Linked DNA regions of Homo sapiens: region 1 is linked to region 2. The links are chromatin contacts, found by Hi-C or POLR2A ChIA-PET in ENCODE. All regions are on one chromosome and are shown on one strand. The core of a region is the stretch at or near the end of the contact, and the rest is flanking DNA. Distances in the headings are between cores, read along the strand shown.

Region 1 (6,794 bases), core at 700-3,199, 4.9 Mb before region 2:
GAGGGGTAGGGTAACAGCAGGTGGGATGGAAAGTAGACTGAAGGTTGGGGTGGGAGACAGAAAAGAGTTGGAGGGTCGGGTCCTCTTCTTTCATAGAGACCTTCTTAGTTGAGTTGAGGGACCATGAGGTCGCTTGAAAAACCCCAGGGTTCAAATTCTATGTTTCCTGGGTACCCAGGCTGGAGTGTGGCCCTTTAAGATTCTATCCATAGCTTGCAGCACCCTCCTGCCCCAGGCCTGGGAGAGAAGCTGAGGTCCCACCCCAGATCTTGTCTCTGGGCCTCCAGTGGGTGGAACCTTGAGGCCAAGATTCTAGCCTCTGGCTGTCTGTTTTTAAATTTAGTACATTCCTGAGTCTTGGCTGCCCACCTCAGGGGAGGTGAGTCTGGAGTTCTGGGGCCAGGAGCCTCAGGCCTCTTGGTTTGGGGGAGTTCCTACACCCTCCCCGTAGGTATACTTGGCAGGTGCAAGCCAGGAAGAACAAGCTGTGGCCCTGGGGAAGTCCTTCCTGCTTTCTAATGTCCATCCAGCCTGAACTGGGCACGGTTTATTTCCTCTTCCTTTTTCCTGGTCTTTGCTATTTAAGGATTCTAAACAGGGGAATGGGTGAAGAAGGAGGTGAAGGAGTTGCTAGGAAGGAGGGGAAGCCGGAGGGGCAGTGTGGGGGTAGTGCTGGGGGTGAGGAGCCCAACCAGCTCAGCCAGTGGTGAGGTAGTGGAGCCCAAAAATAGTGGCAGAGGCTAAAATTGGCACCTACAAGAGTGCTGAGTTGGGCTTGAAACCTGCAGCCTGGCCCCACTGCTGAGCCAGGGCAGAGAACTGCTGGATCTGGGTTGGGTCTCCCCTCCCTCCCTTCTTCTCCCACGCCCTTTGGGGCCAGAATCAGGCAGGACCCTGCTAACCGAAGGCTCTGTCCCAGGCCTCTCTGTGCTTCTGGTTTCTCCAGAGAAATGGGAGACCCTGAGAGGCAGAAATGAACTTCACTGTAAGTGATCATAGTTAGACTGGAGGAGGAATTTTCCCAATAGCAGGAAACTCACCCAAAGGCTGGCTCAGGCTGGGGAAAAGGGTCCAGAGAGATGAATGCCCCACCTTACCCTGCTTCTTGGGGAGAGGCTGGTTGGGCCCTAACTTTCTTTGACTAGGGCAGGCTGGTTTCTGGTCTTTCAGTTCCGGCTTAACTTGCAACAGAGAGAACTGCAGTTAGACACATGGAAGGCCTTCGGTAAAAGTGGAGAATCCCAACCTAGTCCCCCAAAGTAGCTGGCAGAGGCGGAGCTAGGAGGAGGGCAGAGTGGGGTCAGGAAGGCCCCAGAAGGGTGGGGCATGTGGGAGAATTCTCTCCTCTCTGTTCTTCGACCTCTGGGAGTGAATCCTACCCTTCCCGTGTACTGAAGATCCAGCGTTTAGTTCTCCTTTGATTTCCTCTCCCTCTGGCCACCCCTGCCCCCAATCGTAAAAGGGGTCAGTCTGCTCAGGCCTGCTTTGATGGGACCCCGAAGGCCAGGAAGGAACTGGTCCTGGGTTTTCTAAGAGCTGGGGGCGGATGGAATTCTCCTGCCTGCGGGTCTTTAAAGACTGAGGTAACGCAGTAGGGGAGGGAAAAAGGGAGGGCGAGGGGAGAAGGGAAGAAGGGGAGGGCAGAGGGGAAAGGGCCAACCTGGGTCCGGCGAGGGCTGCGGGGCTGGGTTTTAGGAAAAGAAGAGCTAAGAGGCGGGTCTCTGGGGCTAGAGGGCGCCCCCAGGCGCTGGAGGGGAAATAGGCAGAGGGGCCTCTCAAACCTGTCCTAGGACCCTCGTACCTCTCCGAGCTGCCCCCACACAAACCCTGGCGTCCCGTCCTGCGCGCGGGCACCCCGCCCTCCCTCCGCTCCGCCTACCCCCTTCCTGAGCTTGGGCGGGGGAGGAGACTCGGGTTTGAGGAACTGGTGCTGGGTGCCGGGCGAGGGGAGTCAGACTTCCTGTCCCCGAGACCAACGCGTGCGGGCCGAACCCCTCCCCCCGCCTTCCCCCAACAATACAGGACGCCGGGGTCCGCGCCGCGTCCTCCCTGGTCCCCCCGTCCGATTATGTCTCGGATCGAATCCCTCACGCGGGCGCGGATCGACCGGAGCAGAGAGCTGGCGAGCAAGGTGGGCTCGGAAACCCCTCTCCTTTCGCCGCGGTCCTCGGGTGCTCCCCGAACCCCGGCACCCGCGGTGCATCTCCTGTCTCCCCGCCTGCTTTCTGGGCGCCAAAATCGGGCGGAGCGGTGGATCGGCGAGCGGCGGGACGGGGTGGGTGGGGACTGCGAGCGAGTGGGTAGGGGTGGGGGGAGCGGCAGACGCGACGGTGCTGGGATCCCGGGAGGGAGCGGAGCGGACCTGGGCTTGGTCGCCTCCAAGCCGGCGGGACCGAGTGCTTTAGGCCGCTTGAAAGAAAGTTGCTCCGGTAAGGGACGGAGCGGGAAGAGGGAGGTGTGTGTCTCGCGGGTGGGGGCGGTGGAAGCTCCGGCACCTCCTCTCACCCCGGGCCCCACCGGCTTGGGCTTGGCGTGGCGACCCCCCATCACTCCCCAATCGCTGGCTTGGTCGTTCCCCCTTTGTCCCCGCCATCCGGCGGAGGGGACGGGAGGGGGTGGTTTCCCGGCTTCCTCCCACCACCACCACCACCCCTCCAAGACAAAAGTCAGCTCCTCCTCTCCTCGCAAATGGACTTTCCAGCTGTGATTCAGTTCTCCCCTCTGGGTGGGCGGGTGGCTGGGGTCGGGACGGCCGAGGGACGGCTTACTTCCCCCAAACCATCACCTCTAGGTGAAGGGAGCAGAGGTCTTTGTGTAGCTGGGCTCCTTTCCTCCATCCTGAGCCCTTCTGCCTGGAACATAGGGCCTCCATCCCTATCTGCCCCGCCAGCCTCCTAGCTCTTCCTTCTCCCAACCTGAAACCCTTAGGCTGACACACCTGGCACTATGCATTGTGTTCCCTGCCCTTCCTCCTCCTCCCCCAGCGCTCTCATTCTCTTATCTGCTCGTCTTGGGGTCCCTTCACCTAGCATTTCATGAGTCTGGGTGTATAATTATCCACACGCCTCCCCCATCATGACCTCTTGGCCACTCCTCTCCAAGTACCCTTTATCCCTGCCTTTGTACCCAGCCCCATTCCCAAGTGCCCTGACCTTTCCACACCCAGACCCCAGGAAATGATGAAGCTGACTTGCAGGTGAATAAGTCAGAGCTGAAAGGAAGGTGGTGCCTGCAGACAGCACCTCCCAGCTCCTTTGGGGCCCCCGCACTGTACCCATTATCAGAAAGGACAGGTCCCAGCCCAGAGTTGGTTTAATCTCTGGCTTCTCTCCAACCTGAGTGCCCTACTACCCTGGTGCCAGCCTATGCTGATCACCAACTTCAGCCAAGGGAGCAGTACCCCTTAGGAGTCCTTAAGGGTGATGGAAAGCCCTCCCCTCCACCTCCCTGGTAGTTCCTAGCCAGGCTACCTGTCTTGATGCTAAACTGGGAGAGACAGAGGTTCCATCCTGGGTTGGGGGTGGAGGGCCAGGGAAAGCAGCTTTAAAAGGACTTTCCTTAGGGGGTTGGGATTAGATTTTGCTATCTGGAAAGCAACTGGGGATTCGAGTAGGGCCTAAGACAAACAGAGGGCCGGGGTGAGGTGGCTGAAGTGTGGTGGAACAGTGGGGTGGCAGACAGGCTCTTCACAGCCTGCGCCAGCCCAGGCCCCAGCTCCAAAAGTCTGTTTATTTTTTCAACCGTTTGAGCTGAGACCCTGGAGTAGAGCCAAGGGGGGCGGGGGAGGTTTTTTGAAACCGCAGAAATTTGGTTCCACCCTAAAAAGGAAAGCCATGGGGGAGCTGGTTGGGGGAAGACCTGGCTAGGGGGTATAGAGAGCGGTTCTGTGGGGGCAGGTAGCTACTGGGATCCCTTTTCCATTATTGTGGGGAGCTGGGACGTCAGACATCTGGGTGTTCATGCTCTGTTTTTGTTTTTGTTTTTGGTGGTGGGGGGACTGGCTCTTCTTTCTACTATGGGGGCTGGCTGTGTGGGGCAGGTAATTTGGGAATCTGGCTGGCAGCAGGGAGTCGGGGGCTGAGTGGGTGGATCTGAGAGGGCAAAGAGGCCACCGGAGAAGGGTGGTTGTCAGTTTGGGCCGGTCGGAAGGGGAGGGCCACCTCCGGAAAACTGTGGTTACAGAAGGGGGAGTTGGTTCTTAGCCAACAAACCCTGGATCCCCTCTCCCCCTCCCCCCAGCACACCAGCTGTCTCCTTTCTTTTTATACTGTGGTGGGAAGTAGAGGGGCACCCGCTGGAAAAGACATTATTTGAAGAAGATGGTGTCCCCTGCTACCTCCTTGGGGGGATGGGTCACAGCTAAGCCCTGACACCTCAGCCCCTCCCCATTCCTTGCCTCATTCCCTGGGAGCTCCTCCTAGGAGGAGGAATGTAAGTTTAACCTGCCCCTTTCTCTGTCCCATCCTCACAGGATCTCTCTGTGTAGCCCCCTCCATGCTTCCTTTTTCTTTTCACTCCATTTCTGTTCTCCCAGGCTGTCTTCAGTCCTCCACCTCCTCTGTTCTCTCTGCTCTACTTCCTACCTCCACAAGCCCCAAACCTCACAGGTCCCCTTTCTCTCTTTAGTCCCCTGTTCTTCCCTTTCTCCTTTCCCAAACCCCAACCATCATATCCCTTAGAACAAAGGGTCCTTTTCTGCCAAGCAGGGACCAGAGGTCCAGGGATGGCTGTGGAGGCTGGGGGTCCCCTTGGAATCTCTGTGGTGGGCAGGTGGAGTGGGGAGTGTGCAGAGCGACTATTTCTTTGTTCTGAGGAATGGAGAGGTGGCTGGCTTTGTGTGCAGGACTAGGAGTGCAGTGGAGAGGAGAGCTGGGGGAGCCCAGGAGGGAGCTGAGAGGGCTGACGGTGTTGGAGGAGAGTGGAAGAATGGGGGGTCCTCCTGGTGGCTGAGGCTTCTGGGGACATAGACAAAAATTCTAGGGGTCGTGGAGGTTAGGGAGAGAGTTGAGGGGGAGGGGAGAAGTGAGGATAGGGGAAGGGAGTCTAAAGCTTAGGGAAGTCACTGAGTGACTTGCAGGAGGTTAGATGGGGCCTAGAGAAGGACCTACTGAGGCCGACCAGAGGAGTTACAGTGGGGTCTGATCTTAGCCACTCTGGCTGTGGAATTTGACCTTGGAATCAAGGAGGGGACAGATGTGAATGTGTGCATCCCCTGTGTGCATGTTACTGGTGTGCTGGTGTGTCAGTGTGTCTGTCTGCCTGCCTGCCCTCCTATTCTGTACCCAGATGCTCTGGGCTACTGTTTTGAACAGTGGTCAGCAAAGTAGGGGGTTCGTGCTCTCTGGCCACGAGGAAGTAGCTTCATCCTTAGCTTCAGTTTCTGGTTGGAAATATCATCTAGGAGCTGAGTGAGCGGATTGGTTAGGATTTCTGAAGCTGGTAAGAGAAAAGGCTGAGAGGAGCTGGCTGGACCCTTCCGGGTTTGTTTATGTCTCTTTGGGAGAGGGTGGGGGTGGGGTTGCAGGCAGCAGCTGCCCCCCTCCCAACCCAGCCGGCCTGCCTTGTGCCAGGAGGGCAGGGAGTCCTGGCACAGCTATTGTTCACTTGCACAAATGCCTGTCTGTTTGCATCGCTTACCCCCCCTCTCTTTCTGCTTGTCTCTCTCTCCTGGCCTGACAGGTGTGGCCGCGTAGGGGGCAGGCTGGGTTCCAGGATGCTTGGGTCTCAGGGTCCCTAACCTGATTTATTCCTTGTGGCCCTTAGCAATCCTCTTCCGTTTCACCCGTACCCACTCCCATTGCCAGTGTCTCATCTTCATTCACTAAGCAAGCATTTATTAAGTGCCTTTGTGTGTGCAGTGATGTCTTTCTGTGTTGTTTCTGGCTTTGGCATTAGTGTTTCCACTTGGCTGCCTTCCCCTCTGCCTCCTGTCTTCATCTTGTCCCTGGAAGCTCATAAAGGAGCAGGGCCCGGCTGAGACCACCCCAAGCCCTCTTCTCAGTCCCACCCCCAGCAATCCCTCACCTCTTCATTTCCCAGCCCTATAGCTCCTCCTCCAGGACTCAGTGCCCTTCATAGCCAACGGCGCCTCTGCTGTACAGGGGCTGAGCCACAGGTGACTCGAATCCTGGTGGAATGCTCCACAGGCTCTCCGGTCACTATTACAGAGGGTGTGGACAGAGGTGTCACCATCTTGGGGAAGGGGCTGCTGCCAGGTACAGCTGGAGGAGAGGTGATTCTGAGTACTCTGTGACTCTCCCAGAAGTCTTGATTTGGACATACCTGAGAGAGAAGCAAAGGCAGCTGAGAGAGCTGGGCACAGTGGCTCGCACCTGTAATCCTAGCATTTTGGAAGACCAAGGCAGCTGGATCGCATGAGCTCAGGAATTTGAGACAAGCCTGGGCAACATAGTGAGACCTCATCTCTACAAAAACATTAAGTTTTTAAAATCTATTATTAAAAAAAAAAAAGTCAGATGAGAGCTTAGGGCTTGCTTGGAGAAGCTCTACCTCGCCTGGGTGGATCTGCCTGGCCTTGCTGCCTGCTGGGAGCCCAGGAAGCCAAAGTCCTAGCCTTGGCATTGCCTTCCCCTCCATGTACGTCACTGTTTCCTCATCCCTTATTCTGGGAGACAAAGTGGAGAGAAGAGGGGAGACTGTGTTTGCCTTTGAGCTTTTCAGTAGAGATCCACAATGCCCTCTGCCATTGCTCCCATCTTTCTTTCTTTTTTCTTTTCTTTTTTTTTTTTTGAGACAGAGTCTCGCTCTGTCACCCAGGCTGGAGTGCAGTGGCA
Region 2 (6,742 bases), core at 3,732-6,231:
CATTCCCTCACCAGTTCCACTGAATTGCAAATAATCATTCTTTTCCAGAATCTGTCCCCATACCTAGGAGTTTCCCCAAGGGTAAAGACCAATCTACTTTCTCTGTACACAAGTGGTGGGCTTTGTACACAAAGCCATTCAAGGCTGCTGATTAACTTTCCCTCACTATTTAATTAATACCTTGCCATTCCCTTATATTAGCCCACAGGTAAGCCTTAACAATCCATTTCTCTCTAGCCTACCTCTCCTTCAGAACAAAACCTAGGTGCTAAAAGAACTTTCCTAGCCAGGTGCAGTGGCTTACGCCTATAATCCCAGCACTTTGGGAGGCCGAGGCAGGCAGATCAGGAGGTGAGGAGTTCAAGACCAGCCCAACCAACATGGTGAAATCCTGTCTCTATTAAAAATACAAAATTAGCCAGGCGAGGTGGCGCATGCCTGTAATCCCAGTTATTTGGGAGGCTGAGGCAGGAAAATTGCTTGAACCTGGGAGGTGGAGGTTGCAGTGAGCCGAGATCTCGCCATTGCACTCCAGCCTGGGCAACAAGAGCGAAACTCCATCTCAAAAAAAGTAATAATAAATAAATAAATAAATAACTTTCCTATGCTGTAACAGGGATCTCTTTTCTCTGATCCCAGTGCTCGAGTATACTGATGATAATGAGAGCAAATGGATTGGAAATCCATTTGGATTTAAAGTAAAGTTCAGATTGGAAGAAGGTATTTTAACAGAATCAGATACTCTTCCATGCGTTAATGGATCTATCACTTTCTCTACTCATTCTACCCAAGCCCTGCCTGATATTTTAGGACTATTAGAGCTGCCTACAGCCTCCACCCTGCTACTTACTAGCCAAGGGTCAAGAAGCATTAGTTGTGGTCGGGCGTGGTGGCTTACGCCTGTAATCCCAGCACTTTGGGAGGCCGAGGCGGGTGGATCACGAGGTCAGGAGATCGAGACCATCCTGGCTAACACGGTGAAACCCCGTCTCTACTAAAAGTACAAATATTAAGCCGGGCGCGGTGGTGGGCGCCTGTAGTCCCAGCTACTTGGGAGGCTGAGGCAGGAGAATGGCGCGAACCTGGGAGGCGGAGCTTGCGGTGAGCTGAGATAGCGCCACTGCACTCCAGCCTGGGCGAAAGAGCAAGACTCCGTCTCAATAATAATAATAATAAATAAATAAAAATTAAAAAAAGAAGCATTAGTTGAAATGTTCCCAAAGGAGCAGAAAGAACATTCTATCACCTCCAAAAACAGAACCCCAAGTTTCAAAAGGCCTTTCTCCAACACACCCTATTGGGTCTCACCAGGCCAGAGACTCCTAAATAATGGCCTTAAATAGGTTCCAAAATGCTCCAGTATAATGTGAAATGACTGTACTAAGGCAGAAAAAGAAAGTGTTAATCTAGAACACAGTGATGTGTGAGAGTGTGGGGGCTTCAGGAATGGTGAGTGGGTAGGCTAGGATGTTTTTAATGTTGAAAGTGAATTCTGAGTTGTTCTTTTTCTTAGTTTAAGTTCCAAAATAAACCCTGGGAACTGAGCATTACTCAGCAGAGAAGCTGCTTAGAAGGAGGGTGATGCCGGGATTGCAGCAGGGTCGGGGAGCATGTTGGAAAGGTGAGGTCATCATCCTATGATACTCAACTCTGATAATCTCCATAGTACTTTGCAGAGACGTGTGCAGAAAGAGAGCTACAAAAAATGGTTGTATCCATTAACCAACCACCCACTGCTTAAATCTGGGACTATAGAGATTCTAAGAAGCATACCTAGGAGTCAATACTGTTATGGACTTGTGGCTACAGGGATTCTTACTGTTACCAGTTATTTTCACAGCTAGCTGGGTTCTTTTCTCTATCCTACCTGACAAGTCTTCTCCAGAATGAGCTTAGTATAATGCAGGCCACATTATAGGCTCTTTAAAAAATAGAATCATGGGGCCAGGCGCGGTGGCACACGCCTGTAATCTCAGCACTTTGGGAGGCCGAGGCAGGTGGATCACAAGGTCAGGAATTCGAGACCAGCCTGGCCAAGATAGTGAAACCCCGTCTTTACTAAAAATACAAAAATTAGCCAGGTGTGGTGGCAGGCGCCTATAATCCCAGCTACTCGGGAGGCTGAGGCAGGAGAATCGCTTGAACTGGGGAGGTGGAGGTTGCAGTGAGCCAAGATTGCACCACTGCACTCCAGCCTGGGCAACAGAGCGAGACTCCATCTTAAAAAAAAAAAAAAAATAGAATCATGGGGGGAAAAAATCATAGAATTTTAAAACTAGAAGACATCTTAGAAATTAATGACTTGGGAAGACTTCCAGCCAGTTTGTATAGAATCCAGATCTCATAATTCCCAATCTGATCCCTTTTTGTGTTGTACATGGATAGTTGCCAACAGCTTTATATAACCCTATACCAGTATTCCCAAAACTTAAAAGAATTTTTAGTTGCTGAAGAATAGATTTTCCGTGGTTTAGGTGATTGTTCCTGTAATTGTGATCTGAATGGGGAAAAGCAAAGGGCAGTAGAGCAAGCTAGAATCTGAGAAAAAAAAAAAAGCTCTTCGACAAACTGACTCCTTTTCTTACAACCAGAGTATGTATAAAAAACTGCTCAAACAGTCCCTGAGTGTTTGGTAGAGCTATCTTGCAATTTAAAAAGCTAAAGCAAATTTTATGAAATATTAACTCAAAAGGCCTAAAATCTCTATGTCATTGACCCAGAGACATGTACACAGGGTACCAAATACATTCAAGAAAGACATGCATGCAAACATACGTGGCATTAAAATCAAGTCAAGAACATAAAGTAATACTACACAGAAAATTGAAGTTAAAATGCTATTCACTAATGTAAGTAGTAATGACATTTTTGATTTAATATAGTATGGATTTAATTATCAAATACTCCAAATTTCGCAAAAGATCCTTTTTTGGCTAGCTTCCCCTTCCCCTCCACAAATGCTCTCCAGCCCTACTTCATCTATCTTTACATCTTTCATTATCTTAAATGGTATCATTTACTTAAAGGGTTTTGACAGTGCCTTGTACCACAATATATGTTCAATAAATGCTTCCCACTATCCTTCACTTTAAATTATCCGGGTATTTTAGGCAAAGGCAATATCTAATTATCACTCTGTTCTTAGAGATACATGATTAGCAAATGTATAGATTAGAAAGATACACTCTCGGAGCCACACAGACACGCCCAAATATCCTTTGTCCAGACCCTTTGTGGGCATCCAAGGCCTACTCAACAGGGCCTTGCTGTGTCATGCTGCCACCATGGGGAAGGGGGAAGGACAAGGTGGTGGTGGTGGTAGAGGGGAGCAGAACCTCTCTGACATCTCATAATGTGTGCCTCAGTCAGAGCTTGGATTTTCCTACTAGCATTCCTCCACCAATTCCACTGAGCTGCAAATCATTCTTTTCCAGAATCTGTCCCCATACCTAGCTCCTGTGGGCTATACTGATTTCACTATGGAATCAGGCAGTTCTCCAACACAGAGGCCCCCACCTTTCCTACCCTAGGCTGCCTCTTTCTTTGGAGCAAAGATTCGAGGTGGAATGAAAGAGATTATCCAAAGAAAGGTCAGGATTACACCCAACATTATCCCATATAACCCCCTCCCAAACTCCCTCCTACAGAGAAACATAGAACACTACAGAAAAAAATTGCAAGTATAGGGAAGTAGAGGACAGAGAGATACAGTAGGACTAAAAATTAAACAGCTGGTAAAACAAATTATGGTTTGAAAAGGAAGATAAGTAGACTGAAGATATTAAATACACAGGACAATAAATTACAGAAAAGGATACTTGAAATGAGGTAGGTGCTGAGAAATAACTACAAGTAAATTGTTAGAGATTAATGGTCTGTATAAGGTAACAAGGCATGGATGCTGTGAAGAAATAACTACCCATTGTTCATAGCGCCCCCTTCTCTCCTCTTCAGCTGTCCCCCACCTCATGTGGGGTCTTTCAATCTAACCATAAGCAGCCGCTCTTCTATCTTTGCAGCCCCCTGCCCCCTCCCTCAGTTTGGTTTACCTGTTATCAATCAATTACTGGCGTGTTCCAAAGATGGAGGGAGTGCCTCGGGAGCTCCGGGGTCTGCGCCGGGCTGGAGAAATACAAAGCTGTTGGGGCTTTGACGGCTTTGTCTTCTCACTCCTTTTCCCTCTTCAGTGACTGAGTCTGTCAGTTCACTCTCCCCCTGCAATGCAGCCCCTCCTAAGAAGGGCGGAAGGATTCCCCGCCCCCTCCTGCCTGACTCGGCTAATTCAAATGATAGGTTCCAGAACACTTGAGGGAAGGAGAGACGATGAAAGCATCTCCCTAGGCTCATTGGTCTGCGCTATTATTCCCGATCTCTTCCAGCACCCCCGTGCTGACTGGGGGCCCAATGAATGAGCAGTTAATTGCCCTCTAATTTTAGGTCCTCTAATTTATGGATTTGAAATCTTAACTCTAGACTACAATGGAAAGGAGGAGTATTCCTTTCTTCCACAATTTAAGGACTTTAGGTTACAAAGTATTTTTAAGAATCAGAGTATTTTTCCACCCCTTCTCCCAATCCCTGCTCCTCCAGACTCGCCTCTCTACCCTCACAATGGGTAAATAAACCTAGTCCTATTCCATTTTGGGTAGAGCACAATAAATTTGGGGTGGGGGGCGTGCTTCTGCGAATCTCTGAACTTGGTTAGGTCTGGGGGTTTGGGGGGCTCCGCTTCGTTTTGCCCCGAAATGCCTGGCGAGTAAAGGGAACGTGAGATTCCGGGGGCCCCAGCTTGGGTGCCAGGGCCTCATCTAGGTGTCCGCATTCTCCAGTTCTCCCCGCAGGGGCGGCGGCCTTGAGGGGCTGCAGAGGCACCCTCCCACGTCCCGCGCAGTGCAGTGCCTCCGCAGTCCAGAGGGGAGCAGTGCGCCGGGCTCCGAGCCGGACGGGTTTCGTAATCGCGTCGCCGCCGCTTCCGCCCTCAGCCGGCCCCACCTCTGCCGGCTCGTACTCGGCTCCCCCACCTCGCCGCAGAGCTAGCCCGGGAAGCCCACACTGGCGGCCACGGAGCAGAGTCCCTCACCCCCACCAGCTGTAGCTGAACGTCTGGATGGTGGAGAAGAGCAGGTGAGGCCGTGCAGTTGGTCCCCTGGCCCGCCTGCCGCGCCGGCCGGGCCAGGCGGAGACACACCGGATGCGGGGTGTGGGGGAGGCGGGTGTCCTGGGCTGCAGAGATGCTGGGGTGGTGGGAAAGGGGTGCGCGCCCGGGGTGGCCGTAGTCATCCACGCTCCTGGGGTGCGCAGGCTGAGGCCGCTGAAGAGTAGAAGGAAAAGAAGGAACTGGAATGTTGGGGGAGGTGGGAGGGAGAGGGTCCGAAAGATTCCCAGAGAGGTCCCAGTCCGGTTAAGGGTTGAGAACAGCAGAGAACTTCTAGGTAGAGTTGTGTAGTGGGGGGAGACAGATACGGAATCTGTGTGATTGAATATATTTGGGGAGGGGAGGCTTAGGGCCTAGCCCTCTTTCCTCTTAAGCCCCCAGAAGACCTTTCCTGGGGAAGGGAAGGTTGGTGTTGGGCCTGTCACTTGGCTGAAATATGGAGTCCACACCGCTTCTCCAGAGTCCCTCAGCAGCCCTCCATGTCTCGGGGTCTCCACACAGGGACCAGCTGCTGCCCCGGGCTTCTAGCCAGAATTGCCCATGCCATTCTCTCGATTCTTTCTTTCTCTCCAGCTGCTTCATGTGAGGGCTTGTCAGGCCGCGGGTTGGAGGCCTTAGGGCCAGAGGCGGTGGGACCGGGAGAACCGGTTTGGGGCCCGAACAGGACCAGAGAACTAGCCTGTACATCCTTCCTCCCTGGCACCTCTTTCCCATCCCTTCTGCTCACCTCCCAACAGCTCTGAGACCCTCAAGTCCTAGTATGATCTTGGTGGGGGCGGGGGGTGGCTTTCCCGGTTCCATATTTCACTCTTGCCATTTGGAACTCAGAGAGGTCGAGTTCTGAGCACCACTTGGCTCTCAGGACGTGGCCTTATGAGGTCTAATCCTCATCCCTCCTGTTGTTTTCTCAGCCCCTTCCCTATTCACTGTGGGGTTGGATTCGGGTGGCTCTTCCGCCTGGGCTGACCAGCTCAGGACTTCATTTTTCCTCAACCCACTCTCTTCTGGCTGCTTTAAAGAAGAGTGGCCGCCAGTGGCTCTTACTTCCTTTTCTGGCTTTGTTCCCATCCCCCACTGCCCTGCGCTACCATCACATTCACCCTGACCTGTCTTCTTCACACTCTGACCCCACCCTCAAGTTTCAGAGACCCTAATGTCCTAGGGAATGGAATTTCCTGGTCACTTCTCGTCATCATTGGTCATTTCATGCCAAGTCCCACACACACGCTTTCCCTCCACCCAGCTCTGGTCAGGTCCCTGGAAAAGAAACAGAAATGGCCTTGTTCTCTCCACTGCCCCTTTCCCTCTCTCCTTCTCCTCCCCCTCTCTTCTCTTCCCTCCCAGCACTATCCACCTCTGTCCCTCAGCTTTGAGCAGAGTGGGGGATGTTGAGGGAGAGTCCAGTCACAGTACAGCCTGCCTGCTGGTGTTGGGGGTTTCCTCTAATTCTTCATTTTTCCCCAACCCTTACCACCTGCCACCACCACCATCAGGACAAACCCTATGACTGACTCACTGACGTCCCACTGACCACAGCTCCCCTCTCTGGACAGCGTGTTTTAGCTTCCGCTCCTTCTGGTTACTCCT

What was found. A loop is a pair of places that touch in the nucleus more often than their neighbours do. ChIA-PET counts read pairs that join two places held with the same protein, here RNA polymerase II (POLR2A). Pooled maps may share reads with other maps.
Region 1: a pooled map shows a loop between it and region 2 (4-fold over the local background). The contact joins the promoter of ARHGEF2 here to the promoter of CDC42SE1 in region 2. A Hi-C loop is called at or near these places in 3 of 50 pooled maps. POLR2A ChIA-PET finds 5 or more read pairs at or near these places in 2 of 52 experiments (CD4-positive, alpha-beta T cell and naive thymus-derived CD4-positive, alpha-beta T cell).

What each region holds. Positions count from the first base shown.
Region 1 is chr1:155,973,702-155,980,495 of GRCh38, reverse strand. ARHGEF2 (Rho/Rac guanine nucleotide exchange factor 2) reads left to right here and starts at 1,949. Exons shown (of 22, transcript NM_001162383.2): 1 at 1,949-2,131. The coding sequence starts at 2,069. It overlaps ARHGEF2-AS2 (ARHGEF2 antisense RNA 2), which reads right to left and starts at 1,857. Exons shown (of 3, transcript NR_183460.1): 1 at 1,802-1,857; 2 at 1,041-1,176. RefSeq lists enhancers at 755-804, 192-813, 1,275-1,344, 3,475-3,554, 3,671-4,172 and 1 more and silencers at 1,685-1,734, 1,795-1,954.
Region 2 is chr1:151,057,861-151,064,602 of GRCh38, reverse strand. It overlaps CDC42SE1 (CDC42 small effector 1), which reads left to right and starts at 4,981. Exons shown (of 5, transcript NM_020239.4): 1 at 4,981-5,124. MLLT11 (MLLT11 transcription factor 7 cofactor) reads right to left here and starts at 4,206. Exons shown (of 2, transcript NM_006818.4): 1 at 4,050-4,206. RefSeq lists an enhancer at 4,069-4,660 and silencers at 6,524-6,573, 6,584-6,643.